2 separate regions of the Homo sapiens genome follow, and region 2 is linked to region 1. The links are chromatin contacts, found by Hi-C or POLR2A ChIA-PET in ENCODE. All regions are on one chromosome and are shown on one strand. The core of a region is the stretch at or near the end of the contact, and the rest is flanking DNA. Distances in the headings are between cores, read along the strand shown. Region 1 holds the start of MNX1 (motor neuron and pancreas homeobox 1). Region 2 holds the start of NOM1 (nucleolar protein with MIF4G domain 1).

Region 1 (6,531 bases), core at 6-2,505:
CCTCCAACTGCCCCTTCCCGTTAAGAGAGGAAGAGAAGGCAAGGCCTGCGCATGGCCATTTTAATAATTCGCTGCCCGTCTCATGCCTGGGGGTCCGGGCGAGTCCTCGCAGGCCCCGGGCAGAGCCGAGGCGGCTTCGCAGCTCTTCCCCCGCTCGCTGGGAGCCAAGCGCAGAGAGGGGCAGGCGGTGCCGGTGGAGGATGCGCGAGGCCCTCCCGCCACGCGCATCCACGGGGGCCGCAGGGTACTCACAGTTGAAGTCGGGCATCTTAGGCAGGATCATGCCCGCGGTGGACGCGCGCAGCCACTGGTCCAGCTGGAAGGTGCCGGCGCCCAGCTTGATGGGGTCGGCGGGGTGCGCGGGGTGCGCGCCTTGCACCTGCGGGTACGAGTAGGAGAGCGCCGGGTGCTGGCCCGCCAGCGCAGCCGCCGCCGCCGCCGCGGAGTAGCCGTAGACCGGGTGGCCGTAGAGCGCCGCCTGCGCCGGGAGGCCCGCGCCGCCCTGCGCGCCCCCAGGGTGCAGCCCCAGCGCCAGGCCCCCAGCGGCGGCGGCGGCGGCGGCGGCGGCGGCAGCGGCCGCTGCGCCCGGATGCGCGTGGTGGTGGGGCCCCCCGTGCCCGCCGCCCGTGCCGCCGCCGCCGCCGCCCGCGCCCAGGAAGCCCGGCTTGGGCAGCAGCGCGCAGTGCGCGGCCAGCAGGCGCGGCGGCGACGGGCTCTCGGCGCGCAGGCGGTCGGCGGGCGCAGCCGGCGGCTCCGAGGACGCGGGGCTGCAGCTGCCGCTAGTCCCGCCGCTCGCCCCGCCGCCGCCGCCGCCACCTCCGGTGCCAGATGCGGCGGCGGCGAGCGACGTGACCAAGGCCAGCGGCGCGCTCTGCGCAGAGGCGGCTCGTGGGGGGTCCACCGCCAGCAGGGCGTCGATGCGGAAATTTTTGGATTTTTCCATCGGCTCGTTTGGGGCTGGCGCTCAGGGCCCGGTGGCGGGCGACGCGGCCGTGTGCGGGCTCGCGGAGTCAGTGCGTGCGGTGCAAGCCCGGGGGCTCGGTATTGTTATGGTGGTTATTTGCCAATAATCAAAGTCGCCGCCGGAAACTCAGCCGAGGGTGACCATGGTCCCGGCGCCTCCTCCGTGCGGGCCCCGCCCCGGGCCGCGCTCGCACAAACTCCCACGCGAGTGCTTCCCCGCGTCCGGGCCCGGGAGCCCGGTTCTTTGCGCTGCAGCCCTCAGGCGACCGCGCGGAGGCCGCTGCCGCCGTGGTGGGGACCCGCGCCCCTCCGCGCACTTGAAGCTCAGCGCGGCTTCCGATTGGCGCGCGCAGCGGGGGCCCGGGGAGGGCCGCGGGCTCCGCCATTGGCCGAGGGGCGCACCTGTCACCGTCCCGGCCGCCCGCCGCCCCGCCCCCGCGCCGCGAGGTCCTAAGCAGCCCGGGCTGTTGCGCGGCGCTGGCGGGCGGGGACACCAACGGGGAGTGGATACTCCGAGGCTCAACCTGGGGCCTCTGCCCGCCCTCCCCTGGGTGCGGAGCCGGACGGCGGGCACTGGCAACCCCCGGGCCCCTGGAGAGCCCCGCGGCGGCCCAAGACCCGCTCCCGAGACACGTGGGCCCCTCCGGACTTGGTTGGTCCCTGGAGCCAGCTGCGCGCGTCCTCTCCGGCCTCCTTGTCGGCGCTGGAGTGGGTCCACGTCTGCCTTGCGGAGCGCGGTGGTTCCACGCTCCTGAGCGCCCACGCTGCGCAGACCTGGCCGCTCTGCGAGGCGACGGCAGCGCACTGAAGACCGTGGTGTTTCCCAAGCCCTCCCTGCTCTCGGGCCTCCAGGGCGCAGCAGGGGAGGGTTTTGTCCCCGTGGCCAAAGCTCTGCAGGTCGAACCTTATCTGCTATGGGAAGGCCCCGCATTTTCAGGTGTGTGTGCGGGGGTGTGGGGGTGTAAACGCGCATGTGAGTGTGAGTTTGGCCTCCACGAATCCTCTCTGGGAGCCCCTGCCCCAGTCAAGGCGGAGACGGTAGATCTGGGCGCTCTGGCCTGCAGAACCCAAGTCGGCTTGCAGACGTCGCCCACGTGCCTGCTCAGTGGAGCGGGTCCTCGGTGACAAGGCTCTTCCTCGCTGCCGAGGGATGCCCATGGGCTTGCGGGAGTCAAGGCCCACACACCTCGGCCCTGAAAAACCCGTGGGGCCCGGCATCCTTCGGAAGCCCTGCCGCTGCGACCCCCGGCCAGTCCCCGGGCAGGAGCGGGGAAAGGCTATGTCTCTCGTGCTGCCGGGGCCTCCTGGGAAGTGGAGAGGAAAGGGCTTCCCGTGAGTGAGCGAGGCACGGAGTGAGCATCCAGGTCTCACCCCTCCCCCACACGCACACTTCAAATATTTACAGTAAAACCACTTCCAAGGGCGTTTTTGAAGCTGAAAGAATCCACACAGGGGTCGGGAAGTCAAGCGGCATCAACACCAGGCTTTGTCAATAGCGCCATTAGACCCAGTTATCTTCCCCAGCAAGCGTGAGAACTGGGAGGGAGTTCCAGGTTCCAGGGCTTGCTATGCAGGTGAGAGGTGAATAAAGGACCGGAAGGGGCTGTGGAGAGGGGAGAGAGCCAAAGAGAAACTCAGTGCCAGGTAAACTTCAAAATTAGCACGCCAGGTTGCTACAAGAGGGATTTTTAAAAAGGCAAATATAGAGACCTTGCCACTTCTCCTCAAAAGGCTTTTGACCTAGGCGAGAGTTGATGACAGTGACTCTGTTGCCATGAGTGGTATCGTTTTCATTATAACACAGGGTAGTTCCCAGATGCACAGGACTGGTTGGAAGGTTAGGAGGATGGCAATGGATGAGTAACTGCAACTTGGAGTAAATGTGATCTGGCTTTGCAGAGCCGACCACTGGTAAAAAGAAATCCCAGGCATTCACATGGAGTTTGTCGTGCCTTTAGATGTCTTTGTGGTGACACAAATGCAGTTCTACCTCTCACTGGAGAGAGGGAAACACGCGCATTTCTTGAACACCTACTATGTGCTATGAGCTTTCTGCAATTCTCATCCGTAATCTTCACTATGACACTAGAAGGAAGATTTTTATCATCTCCGTATCTCCATTTTCTTTTCTTTCTTTTTTTTTTTTGTATTTTTGGTAGAGACGGGGTTTCACCGTGTTAGCGAGGATGGTCTTGATCGCCTGACCTCCTGATCCGCGCGCCTCGGCCTCCCAAAGTGCTGGGATTACAGGAGTCAGCCACCGCGCCAGGCGCCCCCCACTTTTTTTTTTTTTTTTTGAGATGGAGTTTTGTTCTTGTTGCCCGGGCTGGAGTGCAATGCCATGATCATGGCTCACTGCAACCTCCATCTCCCAGGTTCAAGCGATTCTTCTGCCTCAGCCTCCCCAATAGCTGAGATTACAGGCATGTGCCACCAGGCCAGGCTAATTTTTGTGTTTTTAGTAGAGATGGGGTTTCACCATGTTGGTCAGGCTGGTCTCGAACTCCCGACCTCAGGTGATCCACCCACTTCAGCCTCCCAAAGTGCTGGGATTACAGGCATGAGCGACCGTGCCCGGGCTATCATCTCCATTTTCTAGAGTACAAGTTCAGAGAGTTTGGGATCCTTGTTCCCAGCAGACAGTTTGGCCTTAGAGCTGGGAGTGGGACCAGGTCTGATTGCAGAGGCCACACTGTTCCCACCCTGCTGCCCTCAAAGCTTTCAGGTACACCTAGCCCTGAGTCCCCATCCCATCTGTTTCTTTTTGGGGAGGGAAGGATTGTAAAGGAGACCAGAGATTCTTAGCCACCTGTCCCAGGCAGGAAGCCCTAGCTGTGACTCTGCCTCCCCAGGGTAGAGAACACAGCCTTGGCCTCCTCCTCCAGGGGTTTGGCACCAAGGCTGACTTGCCTTTCTCTTCTCATCACCCCCATCTGCTGGGGGCAGATTGCTTGGTCCTGAGGTCAATGATTTAGGGAGCTGGGGGAAGGGAGTGGCTGCAGAAGAAATCTCCCAGGATGGACCTTGGAGAAGATGCTGTTCCTCTCTCCAACCAAAAATACACACTGCCAGGGTGATTTTAGTTGGTGATGGGGTGTGTAGTCTAGACTCATGACATCAGCCATCTCCTTCAACAAAATCACAGTGGGTGTTTTCTGGCTTTTTTTTTTAACTCCTAGAGGAATTAATTTCACCCCTTTTTGTTCTGTAATAACCATGGTCCAAAACCCCTTCACACCCTGTCTCATGTTTCTATTCTGCCTGAGACCTGCTGAGGACACCTCCCTGAAAACACAGACAGGACAACACGTGTGCAGGTCCTTCAGGTGTCTGTACCACCTGTGGGGCTGTGCAAGGCTGTCCGAGGAGGCCTAGCCTAGCAGCCCTGCGTCCTGTCCGGACCGCCCCTCTGGCTGAGGTGCCATTTCAGGAATCTGAAGCTCCTTATCTCGATGGATTTGTTTCTTTGTCTACAGAAGCAGGGGTTGGACCAAATGGACTCTAAGGAGCTATAGGGCCTTAAAATGATCAGATGTTCTGCTTATATTTAAGAATATGTTAATATAAAAAGGAGGTTCTCTGTAAAGCTGCATGGAGAGAGGCAGGTGTGGGGGAGAGAGGGAGCTATCTGGGAAGTGTGGATCTTTGTGTGGTTTACAATGTGTGAGGCGGAGCCTGCTGGGTCTCTTCCTGTTCCCAGTATCTGTATTGATCCAGCCCAGCTGGCTTTGGGGCAGTCTGGAGCTGGGCTTGGGTCTTGGGAAGGGCCACAAAGAGAGATCAAAGGTCTGATCCTAGTAGTGCTACCAAACCTGAGTCTCCAGGTGAGTTTTCTCTCCAGCGGCCCCAGGGGCAGAACTCAGCCCTGGAGAGTTCTCCCTGGAGCTCTTGGTTTCTCAAGACAGGCAGAGAGGGCCTGGTGCACCCTAATCAGCTGGCCCCCACCACAGCTCCTCCCTGCCCAGCGCGGGAGCCTGCTTTCTACAGGCCTCCTGTTAAGGAACTGAAGAGTGCCTGCAGCTGCCCTTCCTTCCACTACTTGGGAAGGAGATGGTGATTTCTACAAACCATCACAAAAGAAAACGCCGTTGTAGTCTGTGTCTGTTTACATCTGGACTTACACACACAACTGGGAACCCGTGAGGACTGGGGAAAAAACCTGTACATTCACATATTCACAAGATGCGAGGCAGGTATCATGCATTTATTTATCATTTAGATATTGCTTTTTTTCCATGTGAAATGGAGCAGTTGCCTGGAAGGGCACTGGGTGGCTGAAGCAGGGGGCAGATCTTGCATTTCCAAAACTGAAGCCCAGGGCCAACAGAGAGGACTTGGCTGCAGAGGGGCCCAGGCACATTAGTCCTGTCCTGCTGAAGCCATGTGGTCTTCGGGGACTCATGCAGTTCCGTTTCAATGTAAACTGTCAAGGCTTTCTTCAGGAAACAGGCATGAAGATGCTGTGTAACTGGCCGGAGGGACCTAAGCACGAGTTTGAGATGGGACTTGCCCCTGGCACAGGAAGTAGCTTAGTTAGGCTGGAGTGGGAGCCCAGAGGGTCAGAGCAGGAACTGCTGGGAGATGCTCCGACCTCCTTCCTGGAGCTCAGAGGGAAGGAGAATCTGTGGAGAGGGCCTAGGCTCACCGGAGCTGGGGACATCTGCTCAGGTCCCCCCACCAACCCCAGCCCCTTCAGAGCAATGGGGGCCAAAGGCATCAAGTCATTCATGCTGTCCTTTGATCTGCTGACCTCCTCTATGGCCCCTGGGAGCTGGGCCTTAAAGGAGTCTGGAAAGGGTAGGCTCAGGATTAGCAACCCAAAGACCTGCAGCTCAAACCCTCAAACCGAGGCGGGGCCTGAGGTGGGCCCAGGTCTGCTGTGTGCTCCGCTCTATGGGTTTTCTCCCTCAGCCCCTCCTCCTCAGCCTCTCCCTGCAACCTGGATTTCCTGTTGCCATTTTAGAGGGCACCCTCACCCCGACTCCTCTCGCATGGCCAGCACCACCCAGGCTGCACTGGCAATGTGAGCCCCCCAGAACACCCCAAGTCACTGGCTTGACCCTCTCCTCTGAGCCCAGCCCTGGCTGCAAACAACCAGCCCCTACCAGGGGGGCTTGGCGAGAAGTTAGGGAGATGCCACAGGATTTAAATTAGTCAAATTCAGTGACCCAGGGGCCTTCTATTTTTGGAAATTTCCTCCAGAGACAAAAATCTCTGCTTCCTTCCAGACCTTGGGCAGCCTCCCAGCTTCCCTGGACCCTGAAGGGAAGGGACAGGCCTGGCCACCCTGGGCTCAGCTTCTGGCCCAGGTCTCCTTCTGACACAAGGTGAAATCCTTTCCAGCCTCTTCGAAGCTTCTTGTGTCATAAAGAGAAACAAACCTTGGGAGGGAAGAGAGGCTCCTTTGAGCCCCTTTCATTGTTTTGGGGGAATAACAACCCTCCACAGAAATGAAAGCCTTCTCTGGAGTCTTTTTCTCTTTGCTACAAACATTTTATTTTGTTTTATTTTATTCCAGATTCACGCAGGGCCCTCTGCAGACTGTTGGCAGAAAAAAGGTAGCCACCA
Region 2 (6,159 bases), core at 887-3,386, 61 kb before region 1:
GGCGGGAAGCGGCGGGAGAGAGGGGAGACAGGGTCAGGAGATGAGGTGAGGGCAGATCCAGCAGGACCTCCAGCGTTCCTGGAGAGTGAGCTGGCACGCAGCCACGTGGTCCTATTTTCATATTTTAAAAGCATGCCTTTGGCTGCTATGTGGAGAGCAGACTGAAGGGTTGAGGGGATGAAAGTGGAGAGACCAGACAGAGGCCTTTGCAATAATCCAGGCAGCTATGATGGTGGCAGGGAAGGTCCATTGGTCCCTCCCTCTGCTGCAGGATGGTCTACAAGATACATTGTTAAATGAAAAAAGCAAGATGTGGAACAGTGTTTTGTAAACTAGCACTCATGAGACACAGCACACACACCTATTTATGCTTCATTGAGTATAGAATCTATTGGGAAGATCACTTCAGAATGATATATTGCTGCTTCATGGAAGGAGAACTGGGTGGCTTGTGGACAGGCACAGCACAGAAATTGACCTTTTCATTTATATCTTTTTGTACCTTTTGAATTTTGGACCCTGTACATAGAGTATATTGCTTATTAAAAATTAAATTACTTATTTTTTTAAAGTACCTTAAATATTTGAGAGAGGAAAATATTTGCACATAGGAGATACAGAGGATTATTCAAAATTTTTTATTTGTAAAGAATTCCTTGCCGGGTGTGGTGGCTCACACCTGTAATCCCAATACTTTAGGATTTGAGCTTAGGAGTTTGAGACCTGCCTGGACAACACAGGGAGACCCTGTCTCTACTTTAAATTTATATTAAATAAATTTTATATTTAAAAAAATTCGTAAAACCTATAAGGAAAATGGACAAAGGCCATAAACAGAGGAGGAAATACAAATGGCCAGTGAACAAAGACACCCACTCTCATCAGGAACTAAATGACAAGATGCCATTTTGAGCTGACAAGTTGACAAAAATTAAATCATTTTAAAGTCAAGGACGGGCCGGGCGCGGTGGCTTGCCTGTAATCCCAGCACTTTGGTCCGCCATTGCACTCCGGCCTGGGCAACAGAGTGAGACTCGGTCTCAAGAAAAAAAAAAGAAAAAAAATTAAATTAAATTAAATTAAGTCAAGGGTGGGAACTCTGTGGAAATGAAGCTTCTGAAGCTGTCCGGGAAGAGAAGCGGCCCCTGGTCAGGCCGAGAACCCCACAGCAGCAGCCCCGTCTTCCCCCAGCTCACTGCTAGGCGAGGCTGCTCCTGCGCCTCCGGGCTTCCCAAAAATCCAGACGCAAACTGCGCGGCCTCTGCGTTCGCTTCCCGGTTCAAGTTACCCAGTAAAGAGGAACCTCAAACGCTCTGCCCTCGGGGCCCAGCGTCCAAACCCAGCCTGGGCAGGGCCGGCTCCTCAGGGGTCCTCGGCCGCCTGGGGGCCACAGGCGTCTCCCTGGTCCGTATCCAGAGCCTGCTTCTCAGGAGAACGCTGGCTCTGGGGCCAGTCCTAACCCACGAGGGCTCCTCTCGACCACATCTGCAAAGGCCCTATTTCCAAATAAGGTCGCATTCCTGGGTCCTGGGCGGACACGAACCTGGGGCCCGCGCATCCCAGCGTCGTCGCCGCCGCCAACCTCCGGCACCGCGCCGACCCGCGCGGAGTCTCCCCTCCATCATACGCGAGGATTTCCCTTTGGAGTCTCGCTCTGTCGCCCAGGCTGGAGTGCAATGGCGCCATTTCGGCTCACTGCAACCTCCGCCTCCGTGGTTCAAGCGATTCTCCTGCCTCAGCCTCCGAGTAGCTGGGATTACAGGCGCGTGCCCCCACGCTCAGCTAATTTTTGTAGGGGGGTGGGTGGGTTTCACCAGGTTGGCCAGGCTGGTCTCGAACTCCTGACTTCAGGTGATCCACCCGTCTCGGCCTCCCAAAGTGCTGGGATTACAGGCGTGAGCCACCGCGCCCGGCCGGATTTCCCTTTTAAATGTGAAGGCACCTCCATGCTCATCGCGAGCCTGACGTCCACGCGGCGCCCACCCGCGGGCGCGCCTGCCCCGGGCGCCACCTGCCCGGCTGCCCCCGCACCCGGCTCCGCGCAGCTCTGCACGCTGTCGCCCTCCGGCCAGCAGGGGGCGCCGCCCGCCCGCCCCGCGCAGCCGCCTCTTCCCCGGAAGTCCCGCCTCGGCCGGAAGTCGTGCGTCCACGCGTTTCGAAAGATGGCGGCGTCCAGGAGCGCGGGAGAGGCCGGCCCGGGCGGCTCCCAGGGACGCGTGGTCCGCATGAAGCGCAGAGGCGGGCGCGGGCCGCGCCGCGGTCCTGCTGGCGGTGGGGAGAAGGCCCTGAAGAGGCTGAAGCTAGCGGTGGAGGAGTTCGTGCACGCGACTTCGGAAGGCGAGGCTCCCGGGGGTTGCGAGGGGCGCGGCGCCCCGGTGAGCTTTCGCCCGGGAGGGAGAAAAAGCCGTAAGGAACTGAGGAAGGAGAAGCGGCACCTGCGGAAAGCACGCCGGCTGCAGAGGACGGCGGGCCCCGAACAGGGTCCCGGCCTGGGAGGCCGAAGCGGAGCCGAAGAAGCCAGCGGTCACCGGCAGGACACGGAGGAGCGCGCCCGCCCAGCCCCTAGTCGGGACCCCTCGCCTCCCAGGAAGCCGCGGCCGTCCCGGGTCAAGGCCAAGGCCACGGCCGCCACCGCAAAGACCAGACCCTCCGCAGCCGCCACCGCCGCTGCCCGGAAACGGGCGCTTTTAGCGGCGAACGAGGAGGAGGACCGAGAGATCCGAAAGCTGGAGCGTTGCCTCGGTTTGAACAAGCGCAAAAAGAAGGACGGCAGCAGCTCCGTGCCGCTGAGCTTTGCACGCGACGGTCTTGACTATATTCTGGGAGCCCTGGAGTCTGGGAAAAATAGCGGCTTGTACGACAGCAGTGGTGAGGAGGAGGAAGATGCCGGACAGACACTCCCCGAAAGTGACTTAGAGAGTGACTCCCAGGACGAAAGTGAGGAGGAGGAGGAGGGAGACGTAGAAAAGGAAAAGAAGGCGCAGGAAGCAGAAGCGCAGAGCGAGGACGACGACGAGGATACAGAAGAGGAACAGGGGGAAGAAAAGGAAAAGGGAGCGCAGGAGAAAAGGAGGGGGAAGAGAGTCCGTTTTGCAGAAGATGAAGAAAAGAGTGAAAATTCCTCGGAGGACGGTGACATAACGGATAAGGTATCGTGTGAACACTCTCTAGGCCCTCTGGGATTTCCTTCAAAATAACGGGACAGGGAATGGGGCGTGAGGCAGAAATGACACAGACTTGGTGTCTTGATAATGGTTTCAGCTGAATGTGAGTAAATCGAGTACGTTACTCTATTCGGTCTTCTTTCATGTTTTTAAATTTTCATAATGTAAAGTTTAGGAGAAAAGCAATATAGAGACATTTTTATCCCGGGGACTTAAGGGCCATTTCCACAGTGCAGCATCTTCATTCTGTGTTTACCAGCCCAGGTCTCTAAACCTGTTAACCCTACCTCATCTGTTAAGGCCTCTTTCGAGTATCCGAGGACATCTGCCGTGCCCGACTTTTAGAGTGAATTTTCTAAAACTCGAAGCTAATTTACAGCACTCCCTTAGATAAAGTCCAACATTGAATTAAAGATAAAGGCTGAGGCGGGGCAGATCATTTGAGGTCAGGTGTTTGAGACCAGCCTGGCTAACGTGGTGAAACCCCGTCATTACTAAAAATACAAAAAACAGCCGGGCGTGGTGGCAGGCGCCTGTAATCCCAGCTACTTGGGAAGCTGAGGCTTGAACCAGGGAGGCAGAGGTTGCACTGAGCCGAGATCGCGCTACTGCACTCTAGCCTGGGCGAGAGAGCCAGACTCTGTTTCAAAGAAAAAAAAAAGTTCAGAATCTAGGACGTAGCAATCAAGGCATTCATGGGCTGTCATCTTGCATATTTTATCTCAGCGTTCCTTTGCATGTAGCTCATGGTTGGAGGCAGCTGTGTGGAATTGCCTGCATTTCCTTCTCCCCACATCGCACTAGTTCTATGTATGTAAATATTCAGCTTCTATGTATACAAATATTCTTTATTGAACCAGGTTTAAACTACCTAGCAGTGAGGATCGTGCCTTGCAAATGTTTGTGTCCTTAATGATTTGCAAACACCACCACCCCCCTTGATAATTTAGGAAATAGCAGTGAGTTGGTTTTGATTTTTTTTTTTTGAGACTGAGTCTTGCACTGTCGTCTAGGCTGGAGTAGAGTGGTGCAGTCTCCGCCCACTGCAAGCTCCGCCTCCCAGGTTCATGCCATTCTCCTGCCTCATCTCCCAAGTAGCTGGGACTACAGGCGCCCACCACCATGCCCGGCTAATTTTTTGTATTTTCAGTAGAGATGGGGTTTCACTGTGTTAGCCAGGATGGTCTTGATCTCCTGACCTCGTGATCCGCCCGCCTCAGCGTCCCAAAGTGCTGGGATTACCGACATGAGCCACCGTGCCCGGCCGGTTTTGATTTTTATCATATAAACTTAGATATTACTTTTAAACAAGTTTGAAATTGTTTTTAGGACACTTTCCCTCCAAAATTAGCGGTTTGTTTAATTTAGGTTCTTGTATGCTACTGTGCCTGCAGTAAGTTAAGGCCGAGCAAAAGCGCAGTAGATAGGGCTCTGTTGGAGTTGAGCAGATACCAGAGGTGCACAGCTGGGTCTGAAGAGCTACACAGGGGAAAACGAGATGGTGAAATGTATTATTAATAGCATTAATGGGAATAGTGACAGGCACAGCCTGGTGAGTGGAATGTTTACCCATATACTAAGCACTCAATAAATCTGATGTATTTAAGCAGCAATGATCAGTAGCAGCTTCCACCAGTTCTTGGAAGTTTAATATTTAAATACACATATGGCAAAGAAAAAACACAGGATTTGGTCAGTGTAAATTTTTTGTAATTTATTTCTCTTTTCAAGCAGAGTCTTTGTGGAAGTGGTGAAAAGTACATCCCACCTCATGTGAGGCAAGCTGAGGAGACAGTGGACTTCAAGAAAAAGGAAGAACTAGAAAGGCTGAAGAAACATGTAAAAGGTCTACTTAACAGGTGACCTTGTAGTGTTGTTACACTGTGTCACTTAGAGAGGTTGTCTGTTTCCTAAAATGTAGGAATTATCCCAGCAATTCAAATAGAAGTGATGGGGACAGTCGATTGGATCCTTTCTGTTCTTGGCTTGATGCACCGAGACCCATGAGACCCATACCTCGAGAAGGAGAGGATACCCGACTGTTGGCTACTTTGAATCCCTTTAGGGTTTGAGAGCAGCCCAAATGCTCACATTGTTATTCTGAGAAGCAGGAAGGAAAGGGGCAGAGGTTCTTTGTCCGTCTAAGGACAGTGTTGGAAGGACTGGCTTATGTCCCCTCTCTGCAGAAACACATTCACCTGGTCTTCCATCCCCCTTACTCATTGCTCATGTCTGCATTTTGTTGTTACCCACTTTAAGAACAGAACATTTAAAAAACTGATTGGAAACCATACAGGTGGGGCTTTGTCAGTTACACGTGCCCATCAGCTCTTTGGTTTTGAGGATGTGTGTGTGCATGTGATTCTGTGTAGGTTTTTTTGTTTTGTTTTGTTTTGTTTTGAGATGGAGTTTTTGCTCTTGCTGCACTGGCTGGAGTGCAATGGCGCTATCTCGGCTCACTGCAACCTCTGCCTCCACCTCCCAGGTTCAAGCAGTTCTCCTGCCTCAGCCTCCTGAGTAGCTGGGATTACAGGCATGCGCCACCACGCCAACTAGTTTTGTATTTTTAGTAGAGACGGGATTTCTCCATGTAGGTCAGGCTGGTCTCAAACTCCCGACCTCAGGTGATCCGCCCGCCTCAGCCTCCGAAAGTGCTGGGATTACAGGCATGAGTCACCGCACCGGGGCAGTTCTGTAGTTTTATCACATGAAGATTCGAGTCACCACCGCTGCAATTGAGATAAAACTCACCACCATCTCTCCCCTGCTGCCCCTCCATGGCCTCACCCACCCCCTTCCCCCTTGTATTGCTTTTTGTTTCCTGTTATCCTGGGAATTTATATAAACCTCTGTTTCAGTGTCGAGTTCAGTATTAGCACAGGTTCACAGTGAGTAACCTTCCACGTACATATGTGTGTAGTGTCCCCACTACCCGTTCAAACAGAGCAGCCTTTTCTAGTGTTAGGAACTAAGGATTTTTGTGCCACCTAAGAAA

Evidence for each region. A loop is a pair of places that touch in the nucleus more often than their neighbours do. ChIA-PET counts read pairs that join two places held with the same protein, here RNA polymerase II (POLR2A). Pooled maps may share reads with other maps.
Region 2: a map of HCT116 shows a loop between it and region 1 (7-fold over the local background). The contact joins the promoter of NOM1 here to the promoter of MNX1 in region 1. A Hi-C loop is called at or near these places in 2 of 168 maps with a recorded cell type or tissue (HCT116 and HepG2), 20 of 37 single-sample maps with no recorded cell type and 11 of 50 pooled maps. POLR2A ChIA-PET finds 5 or more read pairs at or near these places in 8 of 52 experiments (H1, HEK293T, K562 and 5 more).

What each region holds. Positions count from the first base shown.
Region 1 is chr7:157,009,408-157,015,938 of GRCh38, forward strand. It overlaps MNX1 (motor neuron and pancreas homeobox 1), which reads right to left and starts at 1,256. Exons shown (of 3, transcript NM_005515.4): 1 at 253-1,256. The coding sequence starts at 943. MNX1-AS1 (MNX1 antisense RNA 1 (head to head)) reads left to right here and starts at 1,450. Exons shown (of 2, transcript NR_038835.1): 1 at 1,450-1,900; 2 at 6,482-6,531. RefSeq lists silencers at 418-467, 478-547, 1,058-1,667.
Region 2 is chr7:156,947,576-156,953,734 of GRCh38, forward strand. NOM1 (nucleolar protein with MIF4G domain 1) reads left to right here and starts at 2,137. Exons shown (of 11, transcript NM_138400.2): 1 at 2,137-3,149; 2 at 4,899-5,023. The coding sequence starts at 2,163. RefSeq lists an enhancer at 1,289-1,817 and silencers at 1,878-2,227, 2,508-2,557.